Linked DNA regions of Mus musculus: region 2 is linked to region 1. A link is a loop called in an ENCODE intact Hi-C map of the cell type or tissue named here. Cell type or tissue: left cerebral cortex. All regions are shown on one strand. Each heading gives the region's core, and the rest is flanking DNA. Links, peaks and the distances in the headings are about the cores only. Region 1 holds the start of Abcc8 (ATP-binding cassette, sub-family C (CFTR/MRP), member 8). Region 2 overlaps Abcc8 (ATP-binding cassette, sub-family C (CFTR/MRP), member 8).

What was found. A loop is a pair of places that touch in the nucleus more often than their neighbours do. Peaks named below come from ENCODE experiments on the same cell type or tissue, not always from the same donor. Only the 100,000 strongest peaks of a DNase experiment are listed, where the experiment ranks them.
Region 2: a loop joins it to region 1, with 4 times the contacts of the local background. A loop is called at or near these places in 3 of 42 quality-filtered maps.

Annotation. Positions count from the first base shown.
Region 1 is chr7:46,178,449-46,185,997 of GRCm38, forward strand. Abcc8 (ATP-binding cassette, sub-family C (CFTR/MRP), member 8) reads right to left here and starts at 1,585. Exons shown (of 39, transcript NM_011510.3): 1 at 1,354-1,585; 2 at 1-135. The coding sequence starts at 1,501. In left cerebral cortex, for the core only: a CTCF peak has its summit at 3,373 (motif pointing left); DNase peaks (open chromatin) are centred at 1,698 and 3,367; H3K4me3 peaks cover 658 bases; H3K27ac peaks cover 661 bases.
Region 2 is chr7:46,127,883-46,135,431 of GRCm38, forward strand. The region is part of intron 16 of Abcc8 (ATP-binding cassette, sub-family C (CFTR/MRP), member 8); the gene reads right to left. Among named protein-coding and RNA genes, the nearest start is that of Gm51481, 27 kb to the left of the region's middle. In left cerebral cortex, for the core only: no CTCF peak of the experiment used is centred there; DNase peaks (open chromatin) are centred at 3,528, 4,094 and 4,762; H3K27ac peaks cover 2,348 bases.

The DNA of each region.
Region 1 (7,549 bases), core at 1,310-5,309:
ACAGGATACCCTCAGCGATCTCACACACCAGGACAAAGAGCAGCATGAAGGTAAGGATCCAGCGCAGGTTGTGGCCAGGGAAATGGAGCCAGGTGCTATGGTGAATGTGTACCTTGGAGCTCTGGCTGCCCCATCCTGTGGGGAGAGACGCAGAAGGCAGGACGCCCACCTGGAGGCCCAGCATGGTGATAAGGAGACCATGCAAATCCTCCTTCCCCAGGGATGAGCATATGAACTGGATATCCAGGCACAAAGCCTGAGCCTGCAGGCCGGTCCTAAGCAGGGACCACCACACTGACCTCTTGTGTGACTGTCTACCCATTCTGTTTCGTTTCTGCTAGACATATGGGCATGCACATCATTTACCTCTGTCAGTAACTAGCAGCTTCCTTCTGCAGCAGCTCTTTATTTATTTATTTATTTATTTATTTATTTATTTTTGAGACGGGGTCTTATGTTGCCCACACGAGCCTTGAACTTCCTATGTAACTGAAGATGACCTTAAACTCCCTGATCCTCCTGCCCCCACCTCCCAAGAACCGAGATTTCCAGGATAGCCCGGCTCAGCAACTTTTTACTAATTTAGTTCAATGGCCACCTCGGCCTTCTACCCTAAAGAGTTTTAAAGATTTGCTATTTCTCTTAATTAATGTAAATGAACAGTCAACACTCTTTGAACAGAGCTGATTGGCCTGAGAGATTCAAGGATGTGGAGAGGAAGGGACCAGACTGGGCGCCCAACTTTGTAGACCACTTTCAGGCAAGCGCGCTGGGAGTCGAAGGGGGTTCCTAAATCTGATCTGAGTTGACTCACACTGTCCTGAAGAAGTTACAAGAGAAGAACTGCCTTTGGGGGTGGCGGGATACCGGCACCCAAACTCTATCTCTTTGCAACGTGGAACGGACCCCGGGCCTGGGAAATGCTCTGCCCAAAGTCGGGAAGTTGGGCCACCGGAACAGCTCGCTGACCTCCACCACCAACCTCCCTGGCTGGAGTCTGAGCTCCCTCCCGAGTCTGTGACAGCACGGCCGGGGGGAAAGGATGGCCTGGCTCCCGCCGCAGCGTCACTCAGGGTGAGGCCGATTCCCTCGCGTGCAGAGCCCCATCCCGAGTCAGGCTCTGCGGTAGCAAAACTTGGGGATCCCTAAGGTCGCTAGCGCCCATCGTGTCTGGCGCGAGTTCAAGGATAGGGGAGGGTGCGAGGGGAAAAAAAAAGAGACGCACAGCAGGGGACCCAGGAAGACCAGCAAGCCGGTGGTGCGGGACTGCCGGGGCCGCGCGCCACCCCCACCCCGGCCACTCGTCCTTCCCCCACCCGTCCTCCCGCCCTCCGTCGCTGGGCGCGCGCTCACCGATGAAGAGGATGGGGAATGTGATGAAGAGCAGGAAGACATGTGGCACTACGTTGAGCGCGTCCACGAAGCAGCCGTTGTTGAGGACACCTTGGTCCACCCGGTAGGCGGCCGAGTGGTTCTCGGTGCCGCAGAAGGCCAAGGGCATGGTGGCGCGCGCACGGGCTCTGCTCTGGCTCCGCGCGCCTCCCGCGCCTCTGTTCCTCGCAGCACCCTGGGCTCCCGCACGGCCCGCCCCGCCCCGCCCCGGCCCGCCCCGCCCCCACCTGCCGCTGGGCCCCGCCCTTCCAGCTGCTCTTGTGGGGCGAGGGTGGGGTCTCACCCAATGCGCACGTGCGCTGGGTGCGCAGGCGAGGCGGTGTCTGAGTGGGAGTAGTAACCAAGATGATCCGGGTGAGCCCGGAGTGCGTGGATTTGGGATTCCCGAATGTTGATTCTCTGGAACTAGGCTCAGCTGGATGTAGATCAGAGGGGTCCCCATAGGAACAGAGTGGCACAAGCCCGTACCCGATTCGGTCCAAAGAAACTAAAGAACTTGAACTTAGGAGGGTGCGTGGGAATTTTCAAGTGTCTCTGGCGCGGGGTCGCAGAGTGACCTCACAGCCTGTCCCGATCTTTCCCCTAAAAGATTCAAGGTGTCCTTGCTAGCCAGTGGGAACCTGGCCTGAATCTAGCTCTCTTCCCTTGTGGTGATTAGGGTTTTTGTTTTGTTTTTGTTTGTTTGTTTAAAGATTGGTTTTCTCTCTCTCTCTCTCTCTCTCTCTCTCTCTCTCTCTCTCTCTCTCTGTGTGTGTGTGTGTGTGTGTGTGTGTGTGTGTGTAGGTACCAATAGAGGCCAGAAGAGGAACTTGGATCCCCTGGAGCTGGAATTATTGGTTGAGAGCTGCCTGGCATGGGCGTTACTGGGAACAGAACTTGGTCTCCTCAAGAGAGCCCATGGGAATACTCTTAACCACGGGGACTTCTCCCCAGTGCCTGATAGTTTTTAATTGTCCACTTGCCACAACCTAGAATCAATTAAGAGCCTCAGTTGAGGAATTGCCTAAATCAGGCTGGCCCGTGGGTATGTCTGTGGCTAACTGTCTTGATTATTAATTACTGTGGGAGGACCCAGCCCACTGTGGGCAACACTATTTCATGAACAGGGCCCTGGACTGTGTAAGAGTGGAGAGAGCTAGGTGAGCAGTAGGAGAGCAAGCAAGGACCAGAGAGCAAGTAAGGGAGAACCAGAGAGCAAGCAAGGGAGGACCAGGGAGCAAGCAAGGGAGGACCAGGAAGCAAGCAAGGGAGGACCAGGGAGCAAGCAAGGGAGGACTACAGAGCAAGCAAGGGAGGACCAGAGAGCAAGCAAGGGAGGACCAGAGAGCAAGCAAGGGAGGATCAGAGAGCAAGCAAGGGAGGATCAGAGAGCAAGCAAGGGAGGATCAGAGAGCAAGCAAGGGAGGGTCAGAGAGCAAGCAAGGGAGGACCAGAGAGCAAGCAAGGGAGGACCAGAGAGCAAGCAAGGGAGGATCAGAGACCAAGCTTATCCTTTCTGGTTTTGCCTGTGGATGTGATACTATAAGCACATGCATGTATCCACTCCCACTGCTGTGGACTCTAGCATTCCTTTTTTCTTATATCATCATAATTATCATCTTCCTCCTCCTCCTCCTCCTCCTCCTCCTCCTCCTCCTCCTCCTCTCCCTCCTTTTTCTCCTGCTCCTCATTGATGGAATCTTGCTATGTAGCCCTGAATTCACTGTGTGGCCCACATTAGCCTCAAATTCAACCTTCCTGCCCTAGGCTGGAGTTTTCTTTTATTTTAGGTTTTTCTCTACATTTCTGCATTATTCTTTGTGCAGTTACATGCTCAGCCACGTTGTCATGGATGCACAACCTTTCAGGCAACTGAGGACTGCATTCATACCGAGGGCTTTGTGGGGAGGGGACATACTAGACTAGACTGCCTTCTGCTGTCATAGGTATCTCAGTACAGTGACCAGAGGCTCTGCTGCTGTGTGCTCAGTGGTGCCACCTAGTGATAGTTCTCAGAGCACATCCCCATCGTGAGATAGCATATGGCCAGATTCCTACATAACTTCTTATGTGGCCAGTCACCTTTCTGAGCTTCATTTTTCTCATTTCTAAATGGGTGGGGAGAGGAAGTCATATGAGCTGGGATGAGATCACAGGATCAAAGGGGCTTAGCGTGCAGGTGAGGCAGGTTCTCTATGCCCATTCAGTGTCTACAACTACCCTACACTTGCCTCTCCTGGGTCCTTACAGCAAACAAAAGGTGTGGTCCATTGTAACATTCTAGTGAGGAGAGCTGCAAGTGGCGGGAGCATGTTTAGCCTGCAGTCTTGAGGACCCGTTTACCTCAGGGACACTGTGGCTGCCAGCAGTCTACACAGACCACACAGCCCACTGCCTGACACAAGGATTTGAGAGTTCTCTTGGAACGCATGGTGCCAGCTGCCCAAGAAGGCTCTCTGTAGCTGCCAAGGATGTGTGATAGAACTGCTTTGTAGCTGGGCCCTAGAAGCACCTCAAATGCCCATCAGTGCAGGGTCACTGAAAACAAGCAACCTGCATGGTGTAGTCCTTCCTGGGCTTCAGTGGGGTGGGTGCAGAGAACACGGACACAGGCCTGGAGGAGCGCATGCTTCATGGCATCCTTTATGGATGAAATGGACTTGCGTGTGTCTCCATACAGTGAGGGGCGGGCCTCTGGGTTTGCTAGCCCCGGAGACCCTGCCACGTCTGTAAGCACTGGGAGAGTGCTTTAAGCAAAGGTACCCCACTTGAAGAATTCTCAACCATCTAGTGGCAGAACAAGAACAGACCTGGATTTAAGAGTCTGGATTCTCACTCGCTGGCAGGCACGGTGGGAGTGGCTCTCCTGGGGTCGATGTTGCTCAGGCCTTTGTGTGGCTAACTGGGTAACTTGTGTAATGCCAGCAAGGGAATAGGTGGCAATTCAGGAATTGAACCTTTCCAACAATCCCAACCAATGAGCTGGTTGAAATCAAAAGCAAAATTCAGTGTGTAGCCATCGTGTTACAGTTACTTGTGGCTTGAGGGCACGGTGGCTCATGGCAGGGGAGTGTGGCAGTAGGAACACAAGGTGGCTGTCCAGTTGCTTCTGCAGTCAGGAAGCAGAGGGAGAAGGATGCTGGTGCTCATCGTTCTCTTTATCACTCATTTGGTCCAGACTCCTAGCCCATGAGATGGTGCCACCCACGCTCAAGAGGCGTCTTCACATTTCATGTCAGCCGATTCTCAAACCTCCTTCATAAGTGTGCCCAGGGGATTCTAAATCCTGGCAAGCAGATGGTGTTGAATGGTCACTCTTATGCTGTAGAACATCGCGGCAGAAGGATGGAGAACAACGTGGGGCTATCGGTACCAGTGGAGAAAGACGTTTCCTCCTGCTCCTTTTACCCCCATGACTGTGAAGCTGGGTCTAGGTGGGAAGCAGACAGACAGACAGTGCTTCTGTGGTTCCTCAGGGGAACTGGGAATAGATGAGAGGACTGGGTAGAGACATTCTGTCTGCGACTCTGGGAGCAACAGCATCTCCCCTCTCAGCCCCACTCTCCCTATGTCAGGAGAGAAGAGAAAGTTCTACAGTTGATGCCTAGCTATCTGCTTAATGGAGAAGTGGCTGGGGACCTAGCTGCCAATGATGGTGTAGGTAGATTATACTAGATAACCCATATAGATCATGCCAGATTCCTTCACCTCAGGGAAGAGCCACAGACTGATGGACGCACGAGATCCTCAATTGTACATGAATGGACGGTTGGTGAGTCAGCCTGCCTTAGTGTCTTGACACCATGTAATGGGAGAAGTGGGGAGGGAACTCCTGACAACAACCAAGGCTAACATTTTTTTCTGTTGGCTTTTTTCGATAAGAGCTTCTTATATATACAAATTAAATATTGCTCTTGCCAGTTAAGGGTGTTTGGTTGCTTGTTTGAGACAGGGTCTTGTGTAGTCCAGGATAGCCTCAAACTTGCTGTCTTAGTCAGTGGTTTATTGCTGTGAAGAGACACCATGACCTTGGCAACTCTTATAAAGAAAAACATTTAATTGGGGCTGGCTTAACAGTTCAGAGGTTCAGTCTATTATCATCAAGGCAGGAAGTATGGTGACATGCAGGCTGAAGAAGTAGCTGAAAGTTCTATATCTGAGTCTGCAGGCAGCAAGAAGAGAGAGACTCTGGGCTTGGAATAGGTCTTTCGAAACCTCAAAGTCCACACACTTCCTCTAACAAGGCCACACCCCCTAATCCTTTCCAATAGCTCTACTCCCTTGTGTCCAGTCATTCAAGACTATGAGCCTATTTGGGCCAGTCTCATTCAAACCACCACACTTGACGAAGGCTGGCCTTGAACTCCTAATCTTCCTACCTTTGTGTGCCTGGAGCTAGGATTACAGGCAAATGTCACCACACCCAGTATCACTGTGTTTCCATTGAAGAGGCAATCTCTCTACAGTCACCCAACCAAGAAGGGCAATTCCTGTGCACACTCTGTGGTGTGCTTTGAATGGAAAATGCCCCCACAGGCTCACATGGTTTAACCATTGGTTCCCTGTATTTTGGGAAGTTATAGAACTTTGGGGAAGTGGCACCTAGCTGGAGGAAGTGGGTTGCTGAAGAGTTGCTGGAGAGCAGAGACTTAGCCTTACTTCCTGTCCTTCTATTTCCACACTGCAGATACAACATGACCAGCCACCTCATGTCCTTACCTCCAAGGCCCTTGCTATGAAACACTGTAGCTCCTTAAACCATGGGCCCAAATAACCCTTCATCCTGGTTCCCTACCAGCTTGAGGATGCTTAAGGTTCAGATTCTTGTTTCTTCTAGAATCTAATTCCCAGGCTAGTTCAGTGATATGAGATCCCAGAAGGTGCCGACTGGTGAAGCTGAAGAGGACGTCCCCCTCTGAGCCCTACCACAGACTCAGCTGTCAGCCTGGAGGACTGGTCCAGAGATGGGCTGAGACCAGTGACCTGCCTTCTTCCATCTCTTTCCTTCTTCCTAGCAAGTGTGCCTGACCTGTGGCTTGGTGGCCATGTGAAAGCCAAGATGGCCATGAATGAAGCCCAACACATCTATAGGTGACAATTCATATTTCACTGTCCCAAGATAGGACATCTCTGCCAGAGGTTACCTTAGCTCTGGTTTCCTGGGCCTTCCTGGGCTCCAATACTATGGAAGTCTGTACTATGGAAGCAGGGTATCTGGCCAGCTATGGGATCATGGGCACATCAACCTCTTCAAGCTTCAGCTATAAACAGGAGGAATCATCTCTCTCATATGGCTCATAAATCAGAAGCCATGACAGCAGCGGGGCAGGCACCTCATGCTTGAACTCTCAAGGTTCCAGAACGTTCATTGACTTTCTCCCGATGTGGGTTACAGAGGAAGGCAGCTGTCTGAGGAAGCGGATTTAAAATAGGCATAGAATCTCTTCCTGGCTGTCTTAGTTAGGGTTTTACTGATGTGAACAGACACCACAACCAAGGCAACTCTTATAAGGACAACATTTAATTGGGGCTGGCTTATGGGTTCAGAGGTTCAGTCCATTATCATCAAGGCAGGAGCATGGCAGCACACAGGCAGGCATGGTGCAGGGGAGCTGAGAGTTCTACAGCTTCATCTGAAGGCCGCTAGCAGAATACTGGCTCCCAGGTGGCTAGCACAAGGGTTTTAAAGCCCACACTCACAAGACCACACCTCCCAACAGTGCCACAACCTGGGCTGAGCATATACAAACCATCACACTAGCCTTGGACTTTGTAGTCACCAGAACAACAAGAATTAAGTCTGTTATTCCGGGCCACTTCATGGTACCTCTGTCCTAGGGGCAAGAATGGACTCAGATGCTTGTGCCCTGATAACAGTGTGGGTATGGCAGTATTGAGGCTGGGCAGCCCCATGACTGAGATGCTGTGTTGGAGGAAGCCCCTTCACCAAAGACTCCTCCACTCAAGTGGACGTACACCTTGAGGCAGACTCACAGCCATGAGCTAACATATATCTGCTCTATAACCGTATTGCTGAAATGCTCCCTTATGACCTATAGCCAAATCTATTTTTAGCTGTAATGTGTACATTAAAAATTTAAATGGGTGAATATATTTAACATTAAGGTAAAGAGCGACCCCAGTGGTTTCGAAAGAAATGTTGCCCTTTCCTTGGGAG
Region 2 (7,549 bases), core at 1,873-5,872, 50 kb before region 1:
ATAACAAATATCTGATAGGTCCTCATCTTACTCTGGGGCAGGACCAAGTGAGGTCATGAGGCATTTGCCGTCACCAATCCCTGGCCCCTTCCTCTGGGTTGTGTGGTCCCTGCCCACTCTCCCAGCTCCTCCTAACCCAGCTTCTCCAAGCACCAGCTTGCTGTGATCAACAATTCAAGGCAGAGCACTAACATGAGACAAACTCCTGCCCTGTGGCTAAAGCCCAGGATGAGAGCTGACAAACTCCTGCCCTGTGGCCACAGCCCAGGTGAGTTTCTCTCGGGAGACTTCCTCCAGAGTAGCAAAGGCTGTGTGGTCTGCTTCTCCAGGGCCTCCCGAGGACTCAGCACGCCCTCCTCTAGCCCTGACTCAGCCCTGGCTCTGTTCATCTCGATCTCAGCTGCTCAATTAGCACTCCTAATGGACTGCCTTGCTCTCCATCAGTGCCTGTGTGAGCCTGGTGTGCCCTGTGGGATTTAAAGTCAGGAAGAACATCTTTTCCAGCCCCCACAGTGCTTAGCACGTGACAGATCGGTAATAAATGGAGCTTGCTAACAGGCGTATTAATCATGGGGGAAGAGAGAAGGAGGGGTGAGTTCTTGCTAGTGGCTACTGCCGTGCACAGTGCCAAGGAGTTGGCACTCAGTCTGGCACTTCTACTGCATTCTGTCCCCACTTTACAGATGAGCACACTGAGGTTCAGGGTTGGAGAATAGGCTCTATTCAACAGAGTCAGAAAGAGGGGAAGAAGTTGGGATGCTAACCTGGGATCACTTCCTTCCTCTTTCTATTGTATCCCTAAACTTCTAGCAGGAGCCTTACCAAAGCTTTGTGTATATATTTTAAGCTAAAAAGTAAAGACTAGTACATTTGGCAAGCATGTTCTCTCACTGACTGCTGGAGTGTGTGCATGTGTGCGCGCGCATGCATGCGAGCACACATCTGTGTATATTTTGTATGTACTTGTTCATGTGGGTAAGCAGTTCAAGGCAGAGGTCCTCATCGAGTGACTTCCTCAGTTGCTCTCCACTTTGTTTTCTTGAGACAGGAACTCCCAGAAACTGGAGTTCACTGTCCCGCAGACTCTGGGAACCCAAGTTCTGGATTACATAGAGCATGCAGCCTTTTACACAGCACGGCACAGCAAGCAAGCAGTTGCTGACTGAATCTCTCTAGGGTACCTCTGTTCTCCTGGCCCGCACATTGTGTGCCAAGCTACACCATGGCACAAAGCCTGCCCTGCAGGGGCCATAGTCTGATGGGTGAAAGCAGACAGACAGAAGAAAGAGAACTACAGGAGCCCAGAAAAAAGTAGGAGGAACCAAAGTGTTAGAGAATTTTGAGGAAGATGATACACAACTGGATGAAATGAAAAAGACAGGAAGCACAAGAAGGTGAGATAGTACATGTATTTTATCTTCTTCATACTTGTGTAGCTTCCCTAGCTTGTGGTGCATTTGAATTTTATTTTTAATGATGTGTATTTGTGTGTCTGTGTGGGTATGTGCATGTGTGCAGTTACCTAGGAAGTCTAGAGGAGGCTAATGAGGAGTCCCTATTTCCTTACCACTGTGGTGTGTGTGTGTGTGTGTGTGTGTGTGTGTGTGTGTGTGTGTAAGAGAGAGAGAGAGAGAGAGAGAGAGAGAGAGAGAGAGAGAGAGAGAGAGAGAGCAAGCTAGCTTTAGCAGCACAGCACATAGCTCGGCGAGGAGTGAAGAGTGTGTGGGTGGGCAGTGAGGGGCTTGGCAGGGGGGTTGCCCTTCTGCCCTGTGCTTGTCTGACACAGTGCAGGCAGAGGGAGAACCGAGTGCCTCAGTGCGCACTGTGCTCTGAATATAAAGTGTTCCCACAGGCTCCTGTACTGAACACTGGGTCTCCATTTGGCAGTACTATTTAGGGAGGTTGTAGAGGTTGGGAAGAACCTAGCTGTAAGTGGGACCTAGCTGGAGGAAGTGGGTCACTAGGGTGAGACCTTGTGGCTATCTTTTCCCTGTCTTTTTTACACCCTCTGTCCCTCTGCTTCCCATGAACCATGAAGCTGTCTATCATCCTTCCCGGCTGCCACAACATACGCCCCACCCAATCAACTGGGCCAAAGGCTATGGATTTTGTTTGCCTGTTTTAAGGGCAGAGTCTCACTCATGTGGCTCAGGCTGACCTGGAACTCACTGTATACACCAGGCTGGCCTCAAGCTCACAGAGATCCAAAGGGATCTTGAGCCTAATTTGTTTTCCTCCCTTAAATGAGTTCCTCAGGTGTTCTGATCACAACAGTGCAGAGTAACTCACGGCCCCCAGCATTCATTCAAGATCCTGGCGATGAATTAAAACGGGAGATGAAGAACCTCGGGTAGACACCTTAATCTAAGCACTCAGGAGAGAAAGTCATGGAGTTCTCTGTAATGTGCAGGTCAGTTTGACCTATATAAGATTTAGGAGGATCAAGGCTATGTGGATAGACCCTGTTTGATAAGAAAGAAAGAAAGAAAGAAAGAAAGAAAGAAAGAAGAAGAGAAGAGAAGAGAAGAGAAGAGAAGAGAAGAGAAAAGAAAAGAAAAGAAAAGAAAAGAAAGAACAGCAACAAAGAACCAAGGGGTGCCTTCTTAATGGGACAGACCGAGCAGAATGTATGGGCTGCATATTCTGTATACTGTGTATTAAATGTTAAATAAATATACATTATGTTAAAAAAAAGAAAAGAAAAGAAAAAAAAAAACCTCAGGTAGGACAAGGTAGGACAGGGCCCGTACAGTCCACTGTTCTTCCCTCCTTCAGGCCTGTGAGTGTCCCGAAGTATTTTTTTCCCACTCATAGCCCCCTGTGCAGTGGCTGCCAAGGCTAGATCTCTGAGATGCAAAGAAAGGGCAGGGTATTTTTCATTGCTTAAAAGGAAGAAAGTAAGTTCCAGGAAGGTGATGTCGCCTGCCTGAGGTCGTGGAGCAAGGAAGTGGCACAGTCAGAACTAAGCAGGCCACCTGGTTCCCACGCCTAGCTGGTCCTACCCGAGTCTCTTGTCCACTTGTCGCCTTCAGGAGGCACCCGAGTCCCCAGTCTCTCCTCAGCACGCTTGGGTACATCTAAGGGTGGGAGTCAGGCAACTTGGAGCCAAACACCACAAACCAACAGGCAGGCTCTGGGAAAGTCCCACAGCAAGTGGGGGTATTATTGGGCATAGACAGACACACTGACAGGTCACATGCAGGTGCTTTAAGAGGTGGTAGAGAGAAGGTATCAGGGAGTCCTGGGAAAACCAGATTTGTACGTTGTCACCTTTTCCCCACCCTGTGCTTTCTTGAGACCTACTTCCTGATGGCTTTTGGGGACATTAGAAGGACTGACAGCCTTATTTTTCACTTCCCAGGAAACGAAATGTACCTGAGCGTGTCTGCTAATATTGACTTTTATTAACATGTTTTCTTCTTAGAGATTACACAGGGAGTTTGGAAACTCCCAGGCTGACAGTTAACTGAGTCAGGAAGCCAGGGAGAGGCTGGTGACTCATGAAAGGGAGCATGTGGGAGTCACGTGGTTCTGAGATTCAGAACCAGCATCTGCTCAGGTCAACTCTCCATCCTGGGTCTCCTTCTACATAGCCCTATCTGCCTGGAGTATCCTGGGGGCAAGGGCCAGACCTCCCTCCCCTTACTTAAGCAGAAAGGCTTTTAGTGAATAGCCTGGAGCCTTAACGGACCGATCAAAGCACAATGTGGGGTTGCAGTCTCAGGGCTGGCTCCTCCCCAGAGTGGGTGCAGAAGCCTGGGTTAGGGAGCAACTTGGGCAAAGGCTTATGGGAGAGACACACATTAATACAGTCCCTAGCTGTCCCTGGTTCATTCATTTGTAAATGAATTCATTTGCTAAAGTGACTATGGATTCAGAGAGAAAAATAAAACGTGGTTCTTGTCTCCGGGGAGCTGACTGTGGTCTCTCCTGGGAGAGAGGCTAGAAGTACAGTATGGGAATTTTGTTCTTGGCAAGGAGGGCCATAGCAGAATAATAACCTTTATCATAATATTCCTAGGGCTCCTGCTACATGCTAGGTTAATCCTCTCGTCGCCCCCGCGGGTTAAAAGGGGAAACTGGTACAGGATGCTTATGGAATTTTCCAAAACACACAGATCAAATCTCATCTCAGGCAGCTTGCCCCAGAGCATCTGCTCCTGCCTGCTCAGCCGTACTTAGCTCATTTGGTCCTTGCAGGAATAAATGAGCAGTTGTACCAACAAGCTCCATTTCCCCAGAGCAATCTCGATGCCGTACCTCCCTAATCTCCCAGTTTCCGGCCCTGCACACCCCTGGAACTCTTTCTGGTCTCCTGGCCACCAGGGTTTGGCTTTGGTAAGGAGACCCTGGCCTCTGGCTGTAGGCTTGCTGTAGGCGCTACCAGGAGGGGTCTCCAGGTTAAAGGCTATTTTGTTCTTGGCTCACTTTGCAAGGGCACCATCTCTCAGAAGACCCGAGGGCCAATGTCTTGGGTTCGGGGTTCCTCCCAGGAGCGAGAAGCATTTAACGTTCTTAGCTCCCATTCTTAGCTCGTTGCCTCGAGATAGGTGTCCAGATGGAGACAGGGCTACCTAGGGCTTTTCAGGACAAATGGAACCAACTCAGCCACATCAGTTTAGACTCTCTCAGAGTCAACTGACCTCTCCCCTGGTCCCGTCCCCTACTCCATCGTCCTTTATCAGAAGCAGGCCGTTCTACAGCCTTTCAGCTTCACGGTCTTTCTCATGCTGCTACGTTTAATCATGGCACGCTCCCTTCATCTGCCTCTCGCCACTGAATCCCACACACTCAGTAGTACTTCAGGCACCCGGAGCCATGCTCGTTGACATCAGCAAGCCTTTGCCTAGACAGTGACGTCATCTGGGTACCTTCCTCTTCCACTCCCTCCTTTTCCATTAGAGGAGCTCACACCCACCTGCAAGGAGCTTCTCAGAGTCCCCCCACACCCAGCCCCGGACCACAGAGCTCCTCCTTGTCCGGTGCTCTGGTGCTACTGATTTTCCTGCCCTCCCTTTTTGCTTTTGAGACAGGCTTGGCTGCCCGGAGACCTGATCTGTAAACCAGGCTGGCCTCGAGATCACAGAGCTCTGCCTGTCTCTGCCTCTGAGTGCTGGCACTAAAGGCATGTGCCACCACCATGCCCAGTAAGGAGCCAAGTCTTAACTATCATTGCATTCTGTGACTGGGCACAGGGTCTGGCGTCACAGATGGGGTCAATCAATATATCTTGGTGGAATTAATGTATTGGTATGGAGAAGCCAAGATTGAGCCAGGCATGTGCACTCACAGTCTAGGGATGGCTACAGGTTAACCTGGTATGCCTAGGGGGAGCTAGCCCATGGAGGAGAGCAAGATGGATTCTGAGGAACAAGAATCTTGGTGCCTCAGCCTTCCTCCTGGCTTCAAACAGGCCCATTGAGAAAGGTGGGTTTTGATGAGCGCAAAACCTGAGGATTCATGTAGTGGCTCTGTGAAGGGTGTGTGTGTGTGTGTGTGTGTGTGTGTGTGTGTGTGTGTGTGTATGTACCTGTGACATAGCAAAGAGGCTGCTAACTTTTGGGTCATCGGGTGAGAAGTTATTTCTTCCAGAAGCTCTCAGGTCCCTTTAGCTCACAGGTGCCCACTTGGCTGCAAATTCTACTTATGCCAGGATAAGAACGGTGTAACCTGCTTCACTTCGGTTTCTCGTCTGTTGAGTGGGGAGAACAGGGTGAGGGGACAAACGGAGACACTGAAGCGTCCTGGACAGCGCCTGGCATGTGAAAGGCACCCAGCTTTAGCCACCATGGAACGGCCCTTTGCATGCCCTTGGCTGGGGCAGGTTTTCTAAAGGGAGAGAGGCAACAGCTAGACCCCAGCACTGAAGCATCCTGAAGGAGAGGCCACCAGCTGAATCACTGGTATCTCATGTCATCTGCTACCTCTGGTGGTCAGAGGAGCTAGTGTGATAATGTGGGGGTGGGATATCGAGAAGGTGAAGAGAGGGAGGGGCAGCTCCGGGCTTGAACTCTGTAATCTCTTCTAGAAAAGGTTTACCCTGGTGAGAAACTGAACCCAGATTGCCTTCAACATGGAGTATAGAGACTAATATTCTAGGAATAGGACCCAGGGAGGTGGCCAACTCTAGTGTCCTGCTCCAACACTGACAGAAAGTGACGCTGCTGCCACGAAGTGGCTGGCTTTGGTGAGGTCACCCTTGCTAAGGGACCGGATAAGCACTGGCTGCTTTCTTCAGCTCACAGTTCACGGAGGCTTCTGAATTGTCCCAGACACATGGCTAAATGACGGGCTTCACCAGAGCCCCAGGGAGCTGTTATCAAAGCTAGCCGTGGCCTGAGCTCAAACCAGTTCTAGGTCCTCCCCAGAGAACTGCTGGGGAACCTTGCTGCAGGCAGGGCCATTCTGCTCCCACACCACAGGACCTATCAGGGAACCCAAAGGGCTCACCTGCTAGCCCATGGCCACAGCAGGGAGGGAGACTTGTTACTGCTGGAAAATACCATTCGGGGGCAGTTTGGAAAAAAGATACCGTGCAATTCTCTCTGCTCGGGTTTATCAAAACCTGTCACCGTCATTTCCGTAAAAAAGAGAAAACTAATTTCCTTAAAGAGAGAGAGAGAGAGAGAGAGAGAGAGAGAGAGAGAGAGAAAGACAAACCTGTAGGGCAAGCTGCCCCCCTGTTGAACTGGCTGCACCCCTCCCCCACCATCCTGACTAAGCGCTGTGAATTCCAGCTGGGGGGCTAGAGCACCTCTTTCCCTCCTCGATGGCAGAGCAGAGCCAGGCTTTGTGGGCGTGGCTGCGGCTGAGTGCAGGTTCTGCACTCCTCTCCACCCTCTTTATTTCTCAGGGTTCCCTCTCCTGCCTTTTAAAGATTCCATTTGCTATTCATCTCTCAGCAGCTAATTTCACCGCCCTTTAGAAGTAGGTGGGCATAAATAATAGATCCATGACAGACTCAGCCTAAGGTTCTGGCTCTTTAATTAAGAGAGTGATCTCTTTGGAAAGCAGTGTTTGCCTGGGTTACTTCTGGGCCCTACACACACACACACACACACACACACACACACACTGAATGGTTCCAGTCTGCTTTGCTGAAGAAAAACCTGAAACCAATGTTGATTAGGAGGAAATATAGCCCAGGAAATATGAGATACAGGGGAACGCCAGGGCCAAACAGTAGGAGTGGGTGGTAGGGGAATGGGGGGGGTGTATGGGGGACTTTTGGGATAGCATTGGAAATGTAAATGAGGAAAATACCTAATAAAAATATTAAAAAAGAAAACAAAAGAGTGAGAAGAACTAAGTTCGAATCTCTGCTCTGCCTCTTGCTAGTTGTGTGAATTAGGGCAAATATAGCTCGCATCTATAGGAAGAGAATTGGTAGTAATGCTCTGCTGGTATTCATTCATGCATGGAATTGTGCAAAGGACCGGACGCATCACACAGCAAGGGTTAAATGGACACGGATGATGATACGATAAGAAAGTCAATAGCATTTACTGAGTGTCTGCTCAAGGCACTTAGACGGTCAGTAAATGAGTGG